3 separate regions of the Homo sapiens genome follow, and regions 1 and 2 are each linked to region 3. The links are chromatin contacts, found by Hi-C or POLR2A ChIA-PET in ENCODE. All regions are on one chromosome and are shown on one strand. The core of a region is the stretch at or near the end of the contact, and the rest is flanking DNA. Distances in the headings are between cores, read along the strand shown.

The links. A loop is a pair of places that touch in the nucleus more often than their neighbours do. ChIA-PET counts read pairs that join two places held with the same protein, here RNA polymerase II (POLR2A). Pooled maps may share reads with other maps.
Region 1: a map of naive thymus-derived CD4-positive, alpha-beta T cell shows a loop between it and region 3 (18-fold over the local background). The contact joins the enhancer-like site here to the promoter of THBS2-AS1 in region 3. A Hi-C loop is called at or near these places in 4 of 168 maps with a recorded cell type or tissue (CD4-positive, alpha-beta T cell, CD4-positive, alpha-beta memory T cell and naive thymus-derived CD4-positive, alpha-beta T cell), 8 of 37 single-sample maps with no recorded cell type and 15 of 50 pooled maps. POLR2A ChIA-PET finds 5 or more read pairs at or near these places in 2 of 52 experiments (CD4-positive, alpha-beta T cell and WTC11).
Region 2: a pooled map shows a loop between it and region 3 (7-fold over the local background). The contact joins the enhancer-like site here to the promoter of THBS2-AS1 in region 3. A Hi-C loop is called at or near these places in 1 of 37 single-sample maps with no recorded cell type and 5 of 50 pooled maps. POLR2A ChIA-PET finds 5 or more read pairs at or near these places in 1 of 52 experiments (activated naive CD4-positive, alpha-beta T cell).

Annotation. Positions count from the first base shown.
Region 1 is chr6:169,652,126-169,657,237 of GRCh38, reverse strand. All of the region lies in intron 13 of WDR27 (WD repeat domain 27), which reads left to right. Among named protein-coding and RNA genes, the nearest start is that of WDR27, 47 kb to the left of the region's middle. RefSeq lists enhancers at 1-137, 1-309, 310-1,105, 2,311-2,360. Within about 2 kb of position 2,522, at least 25 of the 41 ENCODE cell types and tissues checked have a DNase peak (open chromatin) inside an H3K27ac peak, as active enhancers do.
Region 2 is chr6:169,587,378-169,592,028 of GRCh38, reverse strand. All of the region lies in intron 23 of WDR27 (WD repeat domain 27), which reads left to right. Among named protein-coding and RNA genes, the nearest start is that of WDR27, 110 kb to the left of the region's middle. RefSeq lists a silencer at 2,140-2,309. Within about 2 kb of position 2,593, at least 9 of the 41 ENCODE cell types and tissues checked have a DNase peak (open chromatin) inside an H3K27ac peak, as active enhancers do.
Region 3 is chr6:169,211,135-169,215,886 of GRCh38, reverse strand. THBS2-AS1 (THBS2 antisense RNA 1) reads right to left here and starts at 2,675. Exons shown (of 3, transcript NR_134621.1): 1 at 2,309-2,675; 2 at 1,400-1,713. THBS2 (thrombospondin 2) reads left to right here. Exons shown (of 22, transcript NM_003247.5): 22 at 1-102. RefSeq lists a silencer at 2,587-2,936.

The DNA of each region.
Region 1 (5,112 bases), core at 1,273-3,772, 440 kb before region 3:
GTGTGGTTCTGACCCGCCTTGCAGATCGGGGAGAGCTTTCAGGTGGAAGGCGGGGACTCAGAGCTGAGCCTGGGGCTGGAGCTGTTTGCTTGTTCGTCCTGCCATGGCGGTCCCTGCTGCTGGGGGTTTCCAGCAGGTCCCCCATTCCTCCGCCCTGTTTCCATGAAAGACCCACTGTCGGTGTGAACTGCCCGTCTCCTGCCGGTTTATGCTCTGCTGCCGTCCCATCACCATGGGGACAGTTCTGAGAAATTGTGAGAATGAAGGCCGGGGGGAGGCGGCCAGGCTCAGCCAGCATTGCAGCCTCTGGGCCAAGCTGACTCCTCGGCTGGGAGTGGCCTCTGACCTCCTTCCTCCTCATTAAGTCATGGAACTTCTGCCTTGTAAGGAGGTGCTAATTATTCACCATTGAAAAGGCATCTTAAATTGCAAAAGACACTATAGCAGAGAAGACAACAGCAAGTGGGTGTGAAGATGGCTGAGAAGAGAATGCCCCTGGGCTGCTGCGGCCTAATGCGGAGCTGGGAGCTGTCGGAGCTGGGAGCTGTCGCCTCCTCCTGGGCCATCCCAGCCTCCTCCTCCTGGGCCCTCCTGGGCCTTCTTGGCTCCTTCCTCCTGGGCCCTCCAGGCCTCCTCACGTGATCCCTCCCGGCCTCCTCGTTCTCAGCCCCCCGAACCTCTTCGTCTTCCTGGACCCCACAAGCCGCCTCACATGCTTTCCCCCCACCCCGCCTGGTCTCTCTTGGCCCTGTCAGTCTCACCTCCTACCATTCATCCTTAACAATTGACAGCAGCAGAAGTCAGATAAACCTCCAGGTGGACACAGGCAGGTCCCCAGGGAAACCCAACCTCCAAACCAAAGACAGCTTCACGTCTGAAAGCCAAACCACATGTCTCGGATGAATCCACAGACGGGATTGAGAACCTCTTTTCCTGTTTGGCATGCTTTCCTCTGATTGGCCCCCACCCTTCACCTATTTTACATATTCCCACTCCTCCCTAATTGGTTTTTGACACTGCTGTGCCCATCTTTGAGTTGTACCTTTTTTTTTTAACCTTTTTTGCATAGTCACAAACCAATCAACATGCACTCCCCCATTCTGAGTCCATAAAAGCCCCAAACTCAGCCACACTGGGGGACCACCTGACTGAGGGTAGGGGGCTGCCCTCTCCGGGTCCCCTCTCTGCTGAGAGCTGTCACTCAATAAAACTCTCCAGCTGGGTGCAGTGGCTCACGCCTGTAATCGCAGCACTTTGGGAGGCCGAGGCAGGCGGATCACGAGGTCAGGAGATTGAGACCATCATGGCTAACACGCTGAAACCCCGTCTCTACTAAAAATACAAGAAAAATTAGCTGGGCGTGGTTGGCGGGCGCCTGTAGTCCCAGCTACTCAGGAGGCTGAGGCAGGAGAATCGCTTGAACCCAGGAGGTGGAGGTTGCAGTGAGCTGAGATCGTGCCATTGCACTCTAGCCTGGGCAACAGGGCGAGACTCCGTCTCAAAAAATAAAAACAAAAAAAACTCTGCCCTGCTCACCCTTCAGTTGTCAGGCCAGGCAGGGGCATCGCCAGCCTCGGGGGTCTCCAGCTGGCAAAGAGGCACCGAGAAGTCTTTCATCACAATGAATCTTCTCATATGTCTAATCTGGGGGCTGTTTATATGTAGAGTAATATTCTTTCTTAAGTGCGTTCTTTTCTGATTTGTCTTTTTCACTTCGTGTCTGTGAGATTTGCTTCAGTTGCTATACAGCGTTCTGTTGTCTGGATATACTGCGGTTTATGTACCCACGATTTATTCAGTATTAACAGACGTTTGGCTTGTCCCAGGCTGCTGTTGTGAGCAGTCTTTGCAGCACCCTGCTGTACCCTGGAGCCGGGAGGGCTGCCCTGATCTTCTGTGCGGGCAGCTGCTGGGCTCGGGGTTCCCCACATGGCAGGTCGATGGCAGACGATGGCAAGGGTCTTCCCAGGTGGCTGGCCAGAGGTTACTCCAGCAGCACACGCCGCCTCTCCTGCCCGGAGCTCTTGCCATGGCTGCATGTCGCTGGACGCTGGAATTTCTGCTTACCCAGTGTGAGACAAGAATAGCACTGGGTGGTCACAGGAGGACGGAAAACCCAGGCAACAGCGAAGACAGGAACGTGGCAAAGTAACCACAGGGCGGCAGAAAACCCAAAGCGAGGGAGAGAGAAGGCGAACCCACCAGCGTGATGTGTCCTCTGTTCTCCCGGGAAAACCCGAGTAAGAGACAACGAGGCTGTGTTGGGGGTTACCTAAAAATCCCCTCCTTTCCCAGAATACCTGATGATGATCCCGCACTGTCACTAAAGAAACACCCGCAAAAGAACACAAACTCCTCTGTGCGCGCTTCCTTCTGAACGGGGCTCCTCCTCCTGAGCGAGCCGCCTCCTTCTGAGCGCCCCTCCTCCTCCTGAGCGCGCCTCCGTCTCCTGAACGCGCCTCCTTCTGCTGTGCGCGCCGCCTAACCCTGTGCGCGCCTCCTCCTGTGCGCGCCTCCTTCTCCTGTGCGCGCCTCCTCCTCAGCTCGCCTGGCTTCTCACTTAGGCGTGTGCTTTCGCTTTGCAGCAAAAGCTGCTGCTTTTCGCATCTAAATTCTTGCTCTGAAGGTGCCAAGAACCTGGAAACCGGCTGGGAGTGGGGTCTCACCAGCCTTTGGAGACCCTCCTGAGCCGTCTGGCAACCAGTGACGATACAGAGGTGTCTTATGATTTCGTTTGCGTTTTCCTGGTTAAACATGAGGTGGTTATTGCTTGTGTTTAATCAGATACGCTTTACTGTCATAAGCCTAATTTGCATTTATTATCTCTTCGCTATTATTTTGTACAGGATCTTTTGGATTCATGTTCTTGCGTGATTGATTTCTCAGGAACTTTCTGAGTTTGGTTTTGGTGTGCCAGCTCCACAGAATGAGCTAGGGAGAGCTTTCTCTGTTTCTATACCTGAATGCTTGGTGTAATATTTTAAATTAGGTATATGATTGATTTTGAGTATAAAACCAGCCTTGTATGTCAGGGATAAATCCCATGATGTATACTCTTTTTGTTGTGTTGTTGAATTTGGTTTGCTAATATTTTATTGAGGAGTTTTGCATCAATTTTCATTAGAGAAGTGGGCCTTTAGTTTTTTGTTTGTTTCTGTTTTGTTTGTTTTTGTATTTGTTTTTTGGAACTGAATGAAGTGCACTGTGTTCTCTCAAAGGAGATTTGCGTTGCTTTCTAGGGGTTTGGGTGCACAAATCCACAGCTTCCGGCCTTTTAAGCCACTTGTCAAGGTCACTCTGACTGCAGGGCCAGCAGCCTGGGACCAGTACAGACCATCACGGCACAGGCTTCCTGGGCTAGTCGGAGAAGGTGAAGCTCGCATAGTGGCCAGGGACTTGGCCTTTCTGCCCTCACCTCCCTGAGGCCACACAAATCCTCAGCCTGTGTGGCTGGAGGTGCCGCCATCCACAGCTCACCTCAGTTTCAATATCTTGTCCTCATTTTCTTTTCCCTTTTTACAAAATGAAGCACATATTTCTTCTGGCTTTTGTGGCGTTTCTCTGTGGGAGAGGCCATCTGAATACCTAACCAGTGTGTTACCCAGATAATGAAAGTTAGCATTCACTTTTTAAATAGCAGTACCCTCAAAAAATTGAAAAAGTCCTATGTAGTAATGATGCTAATGAAGAATTGAAAGTGTTTATTAGGTAAATAATATGGTCTTGCACATTGTTTATGTGGTAAAGACTGATTTTTGTAGTCTTGTAAAAGACATTTTCTGTTCATTTACTTTTTTCATTATAAGATATGTATAAAATAAAACTTGCCATTTTAACCATTTTTAGGTGTATGGTTCAGTGGGATTCCATACCCTCACATTGTTGTGCAATGTAAAAAAGCCTTTTTGAACCATTTGCTTAATTAATAACAAAGGAATTTATATGTATATATACATTTCTAGTAAAAAATTTTTGGAAACCTTGACTAACCAATATTAATTAAAATGGCTAATAGTTGGAATCATACTAGACTGTTCAGATGGTTTTCCAAGGTTCTGACTGTTTCCATGGAAAGAAACTCCCCTGTGAGAGTGGGCTCCATGCTGAGTGGCGAGCAGTGCCTCCTGCGTGTCCAACCCACGGGGTCCGCTCGTCTTGTCTGCCGCCATGGACGGCTGCGCATTTGGGAAGTGAGATCTGTGCACACAACCTGTCGTGAAGGAGACACGAGTCTCCTGATTTCACCTTTAAAACTTAACATGTTTGTTTCTTTAGCTTTTCTTCTTACATACGCTTCATTTAGATCACTCCTTAAAAGTGGAATTTTTAAACTTTTTGTCAACAAGGGTCATCTCGTTTCAGACTAGCATATGTGATGTACTGTGGTTCGCAACTAACGATAGCATTTAGAGTTTAGAACAAAACCTTCAGTAAGAACAATTATATAAATAGTTTTAATACAGAGATAACTTTTCTGTAGCAAGAAAGTGATTAAATTTTAACATGTTGATGTTTTGGGTGTAGTTTAGAAAATATTCCCATGGAAAATTAATGGATATGTTTCATTTACAGTAATGCTATAATCCCCAAATTTGCCTCCCTCTACTTACAACACTTACCCTTGTGGTAAGTTCACGTGATGTCAGAGTTTTTGTCAACTGGTAGTGCTATGCAAAATGTAAAATAGGCTAGGCCGGGCATAGTGGCTCACGCCTGTAATCCCAGCATTTTGGGAGGCTGCGGCAGGTGGATCACGAGGTCAGGCGTTCAAGACCATCCTGACCAACATGGTGAAACCCCCTCTCTATTAAAAATACAAAAATTAGCCAGGCGTGGTGGCGTGTGCCTGTAATCCCAGCTACTTAGGAGGCTGAGGCAGGAGAATTACTTGAACATGGGAGGTGGAGGTTGCAGTGAGCCGAGCTTGCACCACTGCAGTCCAGCCTTAGCGATAGAGCGAGACTCCGTCTCAACAACAACAACAACAACAAAACAACAACAACAAAACAACCAACTTGGGCTATTTTCTTATCCTTTTAATCCCTTGATTTAATCTTTTGCTGATGATGGTTGGTGTGACTTCAGATATGAAACCTCTTAAATTTATGGTCA
Region 2 (4,651 bases), core at 1,344-3,843, 380 kb before region 3:
GGTGCTTGGAAGCAGTGACATTCCAGCCATCACCCTTAGTACCCTCTTTGCAACCTCTAAATGCCGTTCCCCACTAATAGAAGCCAGAACTCCCTGGGTGGAGAGCTGGTTCCAGGTCTGTGGCAGAAGACTTACAAGATGAGCCAGGGACATCTTGTGCCAAAGAGAAAAGAAATCAAAGGGTAATGGAGTCATATAACAAGGCCACAGGCAACAGCCAATTCCCAAGGCCTTAAAGCTGCTGCTGCCTTAGGCATGCACTACTGTCTGCTGGTTAGACCAGCGGGCAGCACCACACCTGTGCCGTATTCTGTTGGCCAGCGGAGGGCTAGCTGACCATCCAAAGAGTAATGACTGTGATTGACTTCAACATTGTATATCTAAACCCTCATCATTTTTGATAATGCTCCCCCCAAAAAGCTATAGCTAAAAACAAAAACATAAAATGTCATTGGTCCCCATTTGGAGGTAACTAGGGCACCTGTCCCTTAGTCAGAAGTGTGTCTTATAAAGGAAAATAATTAAACATTTGTCTGCCTTTCCTGTTCGGACTGTATTTTAAGTAAACCAAATACCCTACTTGGTAAGGGAAAGTTATTTCTTAGAGAATTGCAGACAAGTAGAATGGATGAATGGCAGAATTAGAAAATCACCCTCTTCAATCTCAGATGGAGTAATTGACTTAGGCAAATGTCATCAGTAGGTGAAATTATCAGATGAAGATCATGGCCCAAAGGAAGCTTGAATAATAGACATTTTGCTTAAGAACACATACAGATGGCCAATGGGTACAGGAAAAAAGGGCTCACATCACCAATCATCAGGGAAATGCAAGTCAAAACCATATTGAGACACCACCTCACACCTGTTAGAATATCAGAAAGACAGGTGATGATGAGGATGTGGAGAAAGGGGAGCTCCCGCACAGTCGGTGGGAATGCAAAATGAGGTAGCCACTGCGGAAAATGTGTGTTGTTTCCTCAAAGAGCAAAAAGTAGAATCCACATGATCCAGCAATCTCACTCCTGGGTATTTGTCCAAAAGAATTGAAATCCGTATATGGAAGAGATACCTGCGCTTCCATGGCCATTGCAGCACTCTTCACAGTATCCACAGTGTGGAAGTACCCTAAATGTCCGTCTCAGGGGAATGGATAAGGAACATGGAGCGTAGACACAGAATGGCATATTATCCCAGGCCTTAAAAAGTTACTGCTGCCTCAGGTATTTACCACTGTCCACTGGTTAGACCGGTGGGTGGTACCACACCAGTGCCCTGTTCTGCTACGTCTTTACAAGAGGAAGTGCCAGAGAAAAGGGTGGGGTTTATTACTGTGTGTGCCATATTTATTTTGCCAGACCTTGATGGAGGTTGACAAGAGTTGGAGATTGTGCGTCAGCCTTGCAGCCTGATGAGATGGTGCCATTCGCCTCCCATGGCTGGTGTGGCGGGCGGCCAGGTGGCCCTGCGTGCCACCATCAGGAATTCTCTAACAGAGCCTCTGCCTCTTGCTGTAAGGAGGCAAGGCTTCTGTCTTAGTGTGACTTTGTTTTAAATCTTGCACGTTTTGGTCTTCTGAGAATAGTTTACTTTTTTATAAACTAAAAATTCAGTATCTGAAGAAATGTGCAGAATATTCAGAAAATATCATTTCTGGAATTATTTTCAAAAGCAAAATAAGTGAGCATAATATGATAGTTGATTCCCCTGTGGAAAATATCACTACCATTGTCAAGTTTCAGGAGTGCAACACTCACTTCTGTTTGTAATTCTTTGTCTCCTTTCTGCTGTGGGGTTAATTTGGGTAAAGGGAAATGAAGGTCACGTTAGGTACTCTGTGAAAGGAAAAATGAAAGAAACTTCATTCTCACAGATGTGGCTCAACAGAGTTACAAAATAGTTGTAATGAATCGGTGTAGTCCTGTTTCCAAAACACTTCTCTTCTTCAGTAGTACATTCAGTCCCTTACAATTTTTGTAAAAACATTTTTGAGCAGTCAAGCGTTATTCCAGCACCCACAGATTTATGCCACATCCTCATCTTTTGCCTGAAAAATATTGCTTCCCTTGATTTGGTTCTGGCATAAGATTTACCCGCATAGGTTTTATTTCCAACTCTGTTTGTTTTCTGAGTATGTCTTAGCCACAGCTCGTTTCTCTGTGGTGGGTGAAGTGCTTCATGAATCCAGTGAGTACCTCTAATTAAAATGTTTCTTTCACACATGGATTGTGGTTACATTGAATCATTTGCAGAGCTGTTCATTACCATCGCTCTGTGTCATACAAGAGGCTTATTGTCCTTCTGTATTTATGACACTGTGTAGGATCACAGCATAAGAAACCTGCCTATCTACTAAAATATTGATATTTGGGCTTCCAATTGCTGTGTCACATGTAAAGTTGTCATGATCAGAAAATTCATGTACCCCAAGAATCCCCTGGACCAAAAGATGTTTCATTTAATTTCATTCTCACTGAGGAAACAAAAGGCCTTTCCTGGATACGTTTTACCTCACCTCCTGCCACTGTATTATGTCATTCAGTGTGTGTTTTGAGGTTTCATGCAAATGGGAGCCAGCTGATCTCAGGAAGCGCTTTTCAAGAGGTGAGTGGCCTTGGAAGGCTGCCTGCCCTCAGCCTGGCTTCCTTGTCTATAGAATTGGGGCAATAAGTGTTTTCTTCATAGTGCTGTTGAGAGGGTTACACGAGAAAATTTATGTAAAATTCTTATCAGTGCCTGGCAAAAGGTCAGTGTCCAGAAAGTACTTGCTGCTGTTAACCTCTGTATTTTATCATTGGAAATAATGGATGGAAAAGAGACTCAGTCATTATAATTTCCCTTATCCATTTAATCTAAACAGCAGGCAGACAGGAGTTCTGAAGAGTGGATCCTCAGAAACCCTTTGATATTAAATCAGTCCTGAATTAAAAATAGCAAAATAAGCAAAGATGGTTTTGGAAACACCTGTGAGATTAGAGGGAATTTGAGGATGCCCTAAACCATGTGTGAATGGGAGTTGTCTTTGGCAGCCTAGTGAAATAAATAGCAAAACCTTAGTCAGAAAAATCAGTTTGGAATCTCAGCACTGAGGCTCCGTGGCTGTCCTGGCAAAGTGCTCTCTACCTGTCATGGTTTCCTCAATAAAAAAATGGAGATTTCAATAAAATATGGATGCACCTTGGTCCGTTATTGTAAATGGTTTATGTAACAGTTGTGTTTTGTAAATAGTGACACACTGTGTAAATGTTAGGGTTACCCTCACCCAGTGGTTCCCAAAGTGGGGTGCCCTGGACCAGCAGCAGCAGCCTGACCTGGGAACCTGTTAGGAGTGCACATTCCCAGGCCCCACGCCACCCCTTACAGCAGCAACTGCACGGGAATACTTTTCAAATAAGCATGTGCTTGTGGCAGAAGAAAATAAAATGTAGACATTTGATTTCTCCACTTTCCTTAAAAATTCAGCTGACCCTTGAACAACATGGGTTTGAAATGCACGGGTCCACTTATACATGATTTTTTTTCAACAAATATATTAACATTTTTGGAGATTTTCAACAACTTGAAAAAACTCACAGATGAACCACATAGCCTAAAAGTATAAGAAAATTAAAAACATATGTCATGAATGCATAAACTATATGTAGATACTAGTCTGTTTTATCCTTGACTATCATAAAATATACACACATCTTTTTAAAAAGTTAAAATTTATTAGAATGTATGCACATTCTCAGTCAAGAGAAATATAAACAAATGCAGAAATGCTGTATGAAATCATCACTTCATAAACTCAACTGTAGTCCCTCCAGCACTCCTGTCCTCATTTCATCACCCCTGCTCTTGCTGTTGTGGTGAGCTCAGGAGTTACAAGTATCCCTTAAAATGCTGTGTGATGCTCATCGCCTCTGCATGAGCTGTTCGTCTCTCCAGTAAATTGTGTGTTACCGTAAAAGGCGGTCTCTTATAGCTCTCGTGTATTTTTCATTGTGTTTAATGCAATACTGTAAACCTTGAATTACACCATGGGGCCCATAGGAAGTGCCCCTGGAGATGCTGAACCTTCTCCCAAGAAGCAGGGAAAGCCACGGCTTTACAGAAAAAGCTGAATTGCTTGGTATGTACCATAGACTGGCAGTCGCTGCCATTTCAGGATAAATGAATCCAGTGTAAGAAATAGTGTAAAAAAAGAAAAGGAAACTCATGGAGACATGGCTGCAGCTATGCCAGCAGGCACGAAAACCTTGCACGTTTTGTTAAATCCTTTTTAATCTCATTGCAAATGCAGCTTTTATGTGGGTACAGGATTGTTATGAGAAAGGCATACTGTAGATTCTAATATGATTCAAGAAAAAGTGAAGTCATTATCTGACAAAGCAAAGGGAAGGTGAAGGATGGCTTGATAATTTTAGAAGAGGTTTGGCTTAAAAAGTTCAAGATAACAGGAGAAGCAGCTTCTGCTGACCAAGAGGCAGCAGCTGAGTTCCCAGACATCATTAAGGAAATCATTGAGGGCCGGGCGCAGTGGCTCACACCTGTAATCCCAGCACTTTGGGAGGCCAAGGCGGGTGGATCACCTGAGGTCAAGAGTTCGAGACCAGCCTGGCTAACATGGTGAAACCCCGTCTCTATTAAAAATACAAAAACTAGCCGC
Region 3 (4,752 bases), core at 1,426-3,925:
GTTCACATGGTCAAAATTTCACCACTGAAACCCTGCACTTAGCTAGAACCTCATTTTTAAAGATTAACAACAGGAAATAAATTGTAAAAAAGGTTTTCTATACATGATCTCTCTCCCTTTTTTAAAAAGAACTAGCAGGGTTTCTACCGGGGTGGGGGAAAGGGGTAGAAGGAATTGGCATTTTGCTTCCTGTCATGTAAGTAGGCCTGTGGTGTGATCACGGGCTATCTCCTCGCAAGTCACAGGTTAAAATGCAGGCTGAAGGGCCTGGTGGAGAAGGAAGCCCTGCTTGACACAGGTCTCTGTTCTGCTGAGCCTCCCAGCACGGTGTGGGATACAACCATTTAGCAATTCATCTCTCCTGCCTCTGCTCATTGTCAAACGAGGGAACAGAACTTCGTAGGGAATTTGGCAAACATGATTGAAATGATTCCGAAAAAGGCAACAGCACACGGGACCCTCTCCCTAATACGAGCTGTTCTTCCCTCTTGACTCATTCTTCTGAGTCAGGTGGAGGGAAGTAGCGGACCCCAGAGGAAGGGCCCATTTCCAACCACAGCACTGCCTAAAAATGGGCCGATCGGGCTCACCAGTTGGAGGAGGCAATGGCAGCAGCACAGAACGCTGGGGTTTCTTTAGCAGCTCCAGCTGCTCTTGTTGGGATTTCTGAATATTATGCAGGCAGACACAGAGAAGAAAAACAGGGAGAGAGGGAGAGAGGGCATCCAGAGAGAAAGGGGAAGAGAGGGAGGGAGAGAGGGAGAGAGGGCATCCAGAGAGAAAGGGGAAGAGAGGGAGGGAGAGAGGGAGAGAGGGCATCCAGAGAGAAAGGGGAAGAGAGGGAGGGATGGGGGAGAGAGAAAGAGACAAAGAGACAGAGGGAAAGAGGGGGAGTTGGGGGAGGGAGGAAAAGAGAGCAAGATGAATAAAAACAAGTATACTTGGCTGAAACACGCTGGAGTGAGTCAGACAGTGAAGCAATAAGATATAGGAAAGGCCGTCTGAGGCAACGGGCTGTGAACTGAAGGCCCTGGCTTTGAGTTGTGAAATGAGTGAGTTTTAGTTCATCAATATGGAGGAAAAAGCTAGACCTACATGTGTAAAAAGAAAAGTTTAGAAACAAAATAATGATGGCAGTGATAGTGGCTGGTCTATGGACAGCTACTGGAGGAAGCTCAATGTACATTTTACTCATGAAACAAAAAATACATATAATATGTTGAATAAGGATGCTTAGAAGTCAGGCATTAAAATGAGATACATTTCTCCTGCATTCAGGTTTTGCTGTCATTTATCGAAAAGTTGAGGTTTCCTGACAATCATGTTCCCTGTCGATGGCCTTAGCCACATCAGAATGGTTGTCTCCCAGGATTAATGTGTGGTGCCTTTGTGAGCTCACCTGGGAGGAAGGTGTCCCTGGACCTCGATGACTCCGTGCGAGCACCTGCCCTGTGGCCCTCCATCTCCCTTCTGCGAATCGCTGCCAGCACACCACGGGAGCTCCGCACCTTCCACCGTGGACCGGGAGGGCCGTCGTTCTAGACGCTGATGCTGCTGCTCACAGGGAAAGGTTCGGCCCAGGCCCACGCTCTGAGAGTTGTCTGTACAAGGCTCAACCAACTCGCCCTCAGGGCAGGCACAGGCCTTGGTCGTGTGGAACGAGTCGGTGGGTGAAATAACACATCTTCACTCCCAAGTATCCAAGCGTGGGATCTGTGATTGCCGGGAGGAGAGAAGCCTTCATACCGTGACCAACTCACTGGCTGCTGCGTGTCCCAGCTATAGGCTACATGGGGGCAGAGGGCTCCTTCCGTCATTCCTGGAGGACCAAAATCTTAGGCCAGCTTTGCTCAGTCTGCGTTTCACAAAGTGATGCTTTTGACCATGGAGCAAGTGGTGCCTAGGCCTTGAGGAACGCAGGTGTGGGGTGATCCAGGAGCTGCCACTCCAGCTCCACGGCCACAGCCCTGTGGGCTGCCAATGCCCAAATGGGAGGGCCCTGCTGAGGGCTATCACCCACACGAGGCCCTTAGCCCAGGGCAGGTACCTGCACTGATGCTTCCCACCCTCTTAGTAAAGTCCTTCTGGAGCCACCAGCCTGGGGGCCCAGGGGAGGGGCTGAAGCAAGCTGGGACACTCCTGCTTCGCCCGGGTGTCAGCCCTGTGCCCAGGGGAGTGAGCTGCGGGCCCAGAGCAGCTTGCGGCCCACGCAGCCGGCGTTAGCCTTGGGGACCACGTGGGCATTTGTGAGAGAGGTCCGGGCCCGTGCCCCCCACCCCGTGCAGTCCCACAGGGGCCCCTGACTCACCCTTCCCCAGCCCTTGCTCAGCGGTCCGGCCCCTCTGGCTCCCCTGAGTCTGCGCTTGGCCCCTTGCGGGTGGGGTGAGCGCGGAGCCTCGGCTGTCCCTGCCTCGTGGCCCACCCAGGGCGCCCGCCGCCCCTGCAGCAGTAGCAGGACCTACTGCCAGCTTCTCAGTTCCTGTCTCGGCCTTTTTCAGGCCGTTGAAGACTTTTGCCACTTTTCTGACTTTTTTTTTTTTTTTTTTTTTACCACATAAGGGCTTTTTCAACCCCAAAGCACATCAAATGCAGGATGGGAAGTGATATTCGACTTTCCGGCCTCCAGCGCACACCCCTGACGCGCGCGGACTGCAGGGCTTGGGTCGGGGCGTCCCTGGGAAGCTCAGCCGGTTCAGCCCCGGCGAGCCCCGCCCGCGCGCGTCCCCGAGAGCCGGAGGCCCCGCCGAGCGCATGCCCAGCCCTCCCTGCGCGCCTGCGCCCTCCCTGCGCCCTCTCCTGGGCCCTGACTGTGCTTGAATGACAGCTTCACTGCAGGGTAACCCGGAACCTTCAAAAGGCCGATTCTGCAAACAAAATGGTGTAGAAAGAGGAAGAAAGCATTAGTGCAACAAAACTCGATTGCGCTTCGTTTTATGTACGATTTATTTACTTTTAAAATATTTTTTCTGTTTTTAGATTTATTTTTCTACTGAAAAATTGTTTAGTTATCTTGAGGTGGGACAGAATTCTTCATACGACTTTTCCCATTTAAAAATGTAATTATTTTTAAATATGGCTTTAGGAATAAATTACAGTTGTTAAAATGGAGATACATATTATTTATATTTATGTATTGATTATTGAATGGTATATACGCAAGCAACATACACGTGACTATACATATGCATCATGAATACACAAACCTCCCTTGTCTCAGGCCATACTTATTCTGGATTTTAAAGAAGTGGAAAAGTTGGCAAAGTGTCAGAGAACAAGATCAACACATGGAAATCAGTTGTGCGTCTGTATACCAGACAGAAACAATTTAAAACGGAAGTTAAAAGTACAATACCATTTGCAATAACATACAAAACAATAAAATACCTCGTAATAAATGTAACTTGGGAGGCAGAAGACTTGTACTATGAAAACAGAAAAACAATGCCAAAATAAATTAAAACCTATATAAATGGAAAGACACCCTCGTGTATAGTTTGGAAGATTTAATTCTAATTCATTATAATATCTGTAGTATTCTTGGGTTATATGTGATATTTTGATATCTGTTTAAAATGTGTAATGATAAAGTTAGGGTAATTGGGATACCCATGACCTCATACATTTTTATTCTCTGTATTGAGAACATTACAATTCTTCTAGCTATTTTGATATGTACAATAAACTATTAAGCATAATTTTCCTACTATACTGCATGTGATAGCTCATTCCTTCTGACTGTATTTTTGTACTCCTTAACCAGCTCCCCTTCATCTTCCTCTCCACCATTCCACCCCAGCATCTGGCATCCGCCATCCTGCTCTCAACATCCACAAGACCCACTGTTTTAGCTCCCACATATGAATGAGAACATGCAATATTTGTCTTTCTGTGTCATGCTTATTTTACATAACAGAATGATCTTCAGATCTATCCATCCTGCTGCAAATGACAGGATTTAATTCCTTTTTATGGCTGACTAGTATTCCATTGTGTGCATATACAATATTTTCTTTGTCCTTTCGCCTATTGATGAACACTTAGGTTGATTCGATGTCTTGGCTATTGTGAGTAGTGTTGTAATAAACATGAGAGGGCCGATGTCTCTTTGATATACTGATTTCCTTTCTGTCAGATGCATACCCAGCAGTAAGATTGCTGGACTATACCAAACGTAGTTCTAGTTTAGTTTTTTGAGGAACCCCCATACTGTTTTCCCTAGTGGGTGTACTACTTTACATCCCTACCAACAGTGTATGAGTGTTCCTTTTTTTCCACCTTCTCATCAGCATTTGCTATTTTTTGTCTTTGTGATAATTCTAAATGGGGTCAGATAATATCTTCTTGTGGTTTTGAATTGCATTTCTATAATGACTAGTGATGTTGAGCCTTTTTTCATGTACGTGTTGGCCATTTCTTTTGAGAAATGTCTATTAGGTCTTTTGCCCAGTTTTTAATTGGGTTGTTTGAGTTTCTTATATATTCTGATTACTAATCCCTTGTTGGATGGGTAGTTTGCAAATATTTTCTCCCATTCTGTGGGTTGTCTCTTCACTTCGTTGATTTTTTCCTTTGCTGTGTAGAAGCTTTCTGGCTTGATATAATACTATTTTTCTATTTTTGTTATAGTTGTCTGTAATGTTGAGGTCTTACCAAAAAATCTTTACCCAGATCAATGTCCTGGAATGTTTCTCCGTATTATTTTTTAGTAGTAGTTCTATCGTTTTGGGTCTTGCATTGAAGTCTTTAATCCAT